2 separate regions of the Mus musculus genome follow, and region 2 is linked to region 1. The links are chromatin contacts, found by Hi-C or POLR2A ChIA-PET in ENCODE. All regions are on one chromosome and are shown on one strand. Each heading gives the region's core, a stretch centred on a gene start or an enhancer-like site at or near the end of the contact. The rest is flanking DNA. Distances are from core to core; before and after follow the strand shown. Region 1 holds the start of Lnpep (leucyl/cystinyl aminopeptidase). Region 2 holds the start of Riok2 (RIO kinase 2).

The links. A loop is a pair of places that touch in the nucleus more often than their neighbours do. ChIA-PET counts read pairs that join two places held with the same protein, here RNA polymerase II (POLR2A).
Region 2: a map of heart shows a loop between it and region 1 (7-fold over the local background). The contact joins the promoter of Riok2 here to the promoter of Lnpep in region 1. A Hi-C loop is called at or near these places in 1 of 37 maps with a recorded cell type or tissue (heart). POLR2A ChIA-PET finds 5 or more read pairs at or near these places in 4 of 5 experiments (Patski and embryonic stem cell).

What each region holds. Positions count from the first base shown.
Region 1 is chr17:17,622,962-17,625,812 of GRCm38, forward strand. Lnpep (leucyl/cystinyl aminopeptidase) reads right to left here and starts at 1,528. Exons shown (of 18, transcript NM_172827.3): 1 at 1,433-1,528. The coding sequence starts at 1,451.
Region 2 is chr17:17,373,000-17,375,877 of GRCm38, forward strand. It overlaps Riok2 (RIO kinase 2), which reads left to right and starts at 1,333. Exons shown (of 10, transcript NM_025934.2): 1 at 1,333-1,671. The coding sequence starts at 1,606. Gm36768 (predicted gene, 36768) reads right to left here and starts at 1,217. Exons shown (of 4, transcript NR_168690.1): 1 at 1,015-1,217; 2 at 175-235.

The sequences.
Region 1 (2,851 bases), core at 278-2,777:
ACTCATTCTTGTTTTCAATTGGGTAAGATTTCATAATTAAAAATCTTACCTACATATTTAAAACAAGGAGGCTCCAATAATTCTGCCTAGAAGGAAGAAAACGTCTTGGAAAATTTTATACCTCTTTTAAGCACATTTTACACTCAAATCCTAGATGGTCTCTATGGTGCCTTTCAGTTCAAATCTTCCTTAATTCTCTGAGTAAGTTTACCAGACTATTCTTAGAAACTTGGTAATTACAAATAGAACACATATGAGAAAGAAATTTGGAGTTAAAGCTGTCATTACTAAGCCTAATTAAACACTGCAGACAGAAAGATGGCAGGAGAATAAAGCATCCCGAATTAGGGAAAAGGAGAACATAATGAGTAGGTCACAGCTCCAGCGATGTGGTAAACAATGTTAAAGAACACAACAAAGTCCAGCCTAGGCATTAGAGTGGATAGAGTGGGTGTCCCCTCCCCCTTCCCAGTTCCTTAAGTGGCATGCGACCCCCCTCCCAACAATAATATGCTTCTCTCCCATTAATCTGACTTTCTACCTACCTGAAGTAACCAACCACACTGGAAACACATGCCAAGTAGAAAGTGGATCCTCTAATCTCATTAAGCCCTACCCTTTATTAGCAGTTTTCCTACTTTCCATCCTAAAGTGGAATCCATATATTTAAACACCATAAAATGGTGAGACATCATCTCACCTCTATATTGAGACTCAAGCACTACAAGCCCAGACAAAAGCCATGAAGTAAAGGGCCGTGGCTATTTTCTGGACACAGACTGCTTTGACTTTCACACACACACACCCATGCCACCTTATGATATAAGCCCAACAAGGGCCATTGATATTCAATGGATCTCTAACTAGAAGATCAAACATCACTAGCTGGTAAAAAGAAGTTTGGTCGACCTGCGGAGCAGCGGTAGGCAGACGGGTGGCAATGCGGGGCGGCATCTTCGCCACACCGAGCAGTACTAGCCAGCCCCCGGTAAGTTTCCTTCCCTGCAGTGCACTAAATCACGCTGCCAGCCGCGGCCCCACCCCGCCCTGTTACGGAAAGGCATGCGGACAGCTCGGTGAAGGACGGGCGGACAGCTCCAGGCTCCCCGCACGAGTAGGCTTTCGCCGGGGCCGCAGCTTCTCCTGGCCGCGGCCGCTTCCCCCAGGACCAACGCCGTTGCCAACTTTGCCGCCGCCCCCTCCACCGCGCAAGCATCCCAAACTTTGCCGACTACCTCACCTGGAGGTTCGGGGCTGGCCCCCGGGAGAGGGCTGACCTTCACGCCTGCCCCAGCCGACCCTGGCCCCTCTGCCGCCCCCCGGCCCGCCTGGGAAACCCTTGGCAGGGATGCCTGCAGCCTGACCCCCTTGCCACATCTGACCCTCTGGACCCTGAGAGCCCGGGAATCCGCGACTCGGGCTAGCCACTCACCATTGGTAAAGGACTCCATCTTCGCCCCGCCGCGGGTCCTTACCAGCCCAGCGCCCCAAGCTTCCTACTCCGAGAGCCGAAGCGGTCCTGACGACTGAGCATGCCCAGCAAAGGCCTCCGAGGGCTGCCGGGGAGGTGCGGCGAGGGGCGGCGCCGCTCCGCCGCACGGCAACAACACCTTCGTTCCGGGTTTTCGCAACTGCTGCAAAAGACCCACTGAGGCGTGGACGCTAAGCATCGCTCAACCCTAGGCCCACTCCGCCCAGGGGCGGCGGGGAGGAGCGCAGTGCTGGGGCGGGGCTTAGAGCCCCACCCCCGGAGCTCACTTCTAGCCGCCGCGCTGTCTGTGCCGCAGAGCTGTAGTACCCCGGTTCAGACAACTGGTACACCTACTACTGCATCCGGCCGTGTTTCGGGTGCGGCCACCCCAGTACTGAGCCCGGAAATGCGGCCGGTGATGCTGTCGCCAGAGGGGTTGTCGCCCTTCGCGTTCTGAAAGCAAGACAAGGCCCAGGGTGGGTCGGCCTCTACGCTGGGCTAGCCCGGGGCGGCGCTCTTCTTAACCGCCGGAGCAAGCCCTGCGGCGGTGGTCGGCCCGACTTCCCTCCTTTAGCAGAACGCCCTGCAGCAGCTGCTGCTGCAGCAAAGCCGGAGGCCAGAGGAAGGGAGGGGCCCGGGAGTCGATCGGTGCCCTTTGCTTAGGGCTGGGCTTAGAACTGCGAGCAGATCTCAAAACCCGGAGCGGGGTGTAGGAGAACGGACCGTGCGCGCAGAGGTTGTGTGCAGAGAGGCCCGCCTGCCTAGTCCTGTCCTTACTCGACACCAGCAGTTGGCTGCTCCCAGCCTTCAGGGTACACGGCCTGATTCCGCGGGGCTAGACCGGAGGGAGCCAAGTTCCCCCTTCCCCTAGTACTCGCGCCTTTGCCTCGGGCCCCATTGTTTCCGGTGCCAAATCGGGGCGGTCCCCGGCAGCCTACGAGACACGTAGAGACCGCGTTAGCTCCTGCTAGCTCCTGTTTCTCCAACTGCCGGAAGTCAACACCCCGCGAAGAGGCTCCCCCATCCCTCCCAACCGCAGCCACAGCTCCTCTTTCCTCCCCACTCACTGCTTCGTCCCCTGCGGCGACTTGGCTAGGCCTTGGCCTCACTGCGCGAGCCAACTGTCACACACTCCTCCTCCCAGGCTGTCAACCCGTGCAAACAAAATCTAAACCTGTACAAATATCCTGGGCGAAAGAGGAGAAAGGGATGATGTTCGATCGATAAGGAAATTCTACGTTCAAAGAAGTAAACCCGAAGTGCAGTGTTTTTAAGAGGTCGATTGTATTACATCCACTACGTTCCACTCCTGTTTTACAACGCCCTGTGAAAACCAACTGTACTTGGAGTAACCACTAAACTCCTTACCTAACTCTGGGA
Region 2 (2,878 bases), core at 83-2,582, 250 kb before region 1:
GGACCGCTGTACTAGGATGGTTGGGAACCACTGGCTTAAGTCACACTAAGTATGGTGAGAAAGGAAGATTGAATTTAAATCCTTTACTCATAAATGACTTGATTACTAAAAAAACAAACAAACAAACAAAAAACCCACAATATTGAAAAGATGAGAAATCTGGACTGTGATTACCCCAATATTCCAGAACTTGGATCCAAACCCACTCAATTAGTGGTGGCTCTGTGGAGCAATGCTGAAAGGAGACAGAAAGACAGATAATCAAAGCTTCAAACTTTTTGTTTTCACATGTTCTAATGTTAATGTAGAAAGAAAAATTCCATTGTGTACAACGGTCTTAATTAGTTAAGTCCTAATTAGATATGCCTAGAATCCTGTATTCAAGCATACAAGACCCCAAAGACAGGAACATAGAGATGAAAAAGGATTGATCTTTTGTTTCGATTTGATGATTTTAGATTACCAACTACTTTAGCTGGACCGATACGGACACTACAGCCTGCTGTCTGCCCCTATGCTTTATGAAAGAGCTTACTCCAGGAAGATACTCAGCACCACTCTCCAAAAGGAGGAAATGAATACATTGTTTCTTGGAAACTGGAAGGAGTGGAGTATGGAAGGAACACGAAGGTATCTTAATCTGAGTCCTTAAAGTTTGCACATACCTCAAAAAAAAAAAAAAAAAAGTTACACACCAGTCGTTGGCAATCTCTCAAGTATAAAGCAGATCATAACACTGGACACTTATAGCGCCCAAGCTTAACCTAAGAGCTGACCAGAGAAGATCTGCAGCTTAAAGGACTGAAATATAGATAATTCGTGAAATGAGAAACACAGGTACTGAATATCACATGAGTCACACTTGTTACTATGCTGCTGCTGTCGGGATGAAGGTACGGTAATAAAAGTCTTTGTCTTGGGTACATTGTCTTGTTAAGCCTCCCAAATGCTCCTGGACCCAAGAAACATTGAGGTGCGCGCTTTCTTTGGAAGCGAGCACTGGATAGTACGTACAGAAGCTCCTCCTAACCCGTCCTGGGATCAGCGTCCCAGGCCAGCGGGGCAGCTCCTAACCCGGCCCTCCTCCGCCGGACAGGGGTGGGGCTGCCGAGAGACAGCGCGTGCGGCTCTGTGGCCACCCTTTCAGTGGTTTTGCTGGCCTCCGGTCTCGCTTACTCATTTCCCTCCCTGACTTTACAGTGCACAGTTGCTGCACTAAAAGTGGGCGTGGCTCGGAACGAATAAAACACGCCCCTCTCGTGACGTAAGCACTGTTGCATGCGGAAGTCCGGCCTTAATTCCAATCAGGTCCTAGCAGCTCTGAAAAGTAACGTGGCATACTATGTAAAACATTTGCAACTTGCCAAATCAGTCAAACGTAAATTATTTATTTAGGGGCTGAAAAATCACTTCTGCCTGATTTTTAGCTACAAAAACGAGAAAAAAATAGCATTTTTCTACTGCTTCTTGAGCACGTGTTCTTACCTAGCGATAAGCACCTTAAATACAGGGCGCGTGCGCGGGCAGGTCGCCGCCGAAAGCCTGCGAGATTACCCAGCAACTTTGCGTCTTCCCAGAGAGCGTCCGTGGTGGAACTGGGCAAGCATGGGGAAGGTGAATGTAGCCAAGCTTAGGTACATGAGCCGCGATGACTTCAGAGTTCTGACTGCGGTAAGGAGTACACCTTTCTTGCTTATCCATTCGGTGACGTCCTCCTCCTGCTATTCTAAGGTCGCTGGGAGCTGAGTGAGGGCTCTCTGATTTGTGGATTGTTTGCCGAGGCTGGGATCTGGGTAAAGGGCACCAAGGTCTGATTTTCATGAAGCTTTGTGAAAAAAAGAACTATCTTTTACTAAACATGGTTCTTCCTTTCAGCTTCTTTTGCTGCAGATGTGCTTACGTCTCTGTGGCCCGGGAAATTTCATTGATCTTTGGCTTCCAAACTAGGGGAGGGTGGGAGTTAAGTCCTCTAATAGACTCAGACACTTAATGTTAAAAAAAAAAAGTCAGCTTTCTCTATCAAATATAACAGCAGAGTGCAAAACAAAGGAGGAAAGGAGATGCCTCTTAGTCGACCAGCAAATCAATATGTTAACAATGTAGTCAGATAGTAAGTACCGTGAAGGTAACAAAGGATAAAGAAATAGAAAGTAGCCACGTGTTGGAAGGATACTGTCTTTGAGTTTTACAGTGATGGAGACAGAATCCAAGAATCTTGTCTTTACTGTTAATCGAACTACAAAGTTTGTCCCCACCCCCCGAACCAATGAATCTTAACTGCCGGAGAAAAAAGTGTCCTTGGAGAGAGTTGTAGAAGAGGTGTCCTTGGAGAGAGTTAGAGGCAAATTAGAGCAAAAACTCAGAGATGGGAGGGAGAGTCTTCATAGAAGAGAAAGGTTCGATATAATGGTTGGGGACATACATGGAAAATGAGAACCAAACCATATAAGCCCTTGCAGGCCTAGTAAACGATGTGTGTGTAAGCCCGTGATTTATTTTTATTTATTTTTTAATTCATTTATTTATTTATTTATTTTGGTTTTTCAAGACAGGGTTTCTCTGGGTGTCCCTGGCTATCCTGAAACTCACTCTGTAGACAGACTGGCCTCAAACTCAGAAATCTGCCTGCCTCTGCCTCCCAAGTGCTGGGATTAAAGGCGTGCGACACCACTGCCTGACCTGTGAATGTTTTAATTAGGAAGATGACAAAATCTGATTCTGTAGTTTTAGTGTTGTGGCACAGAAATCAGGACAGTTATGTAAGGTTAGAATGAGTCAGGCTTTGTTTAGGAGTTGCTGACTTTTGGTAAGGGCTGTGTTGCATAATAGGATATGAAATGTGAGTTGCCTGGTTCATGTATTATTTTAAGCCTTTGTA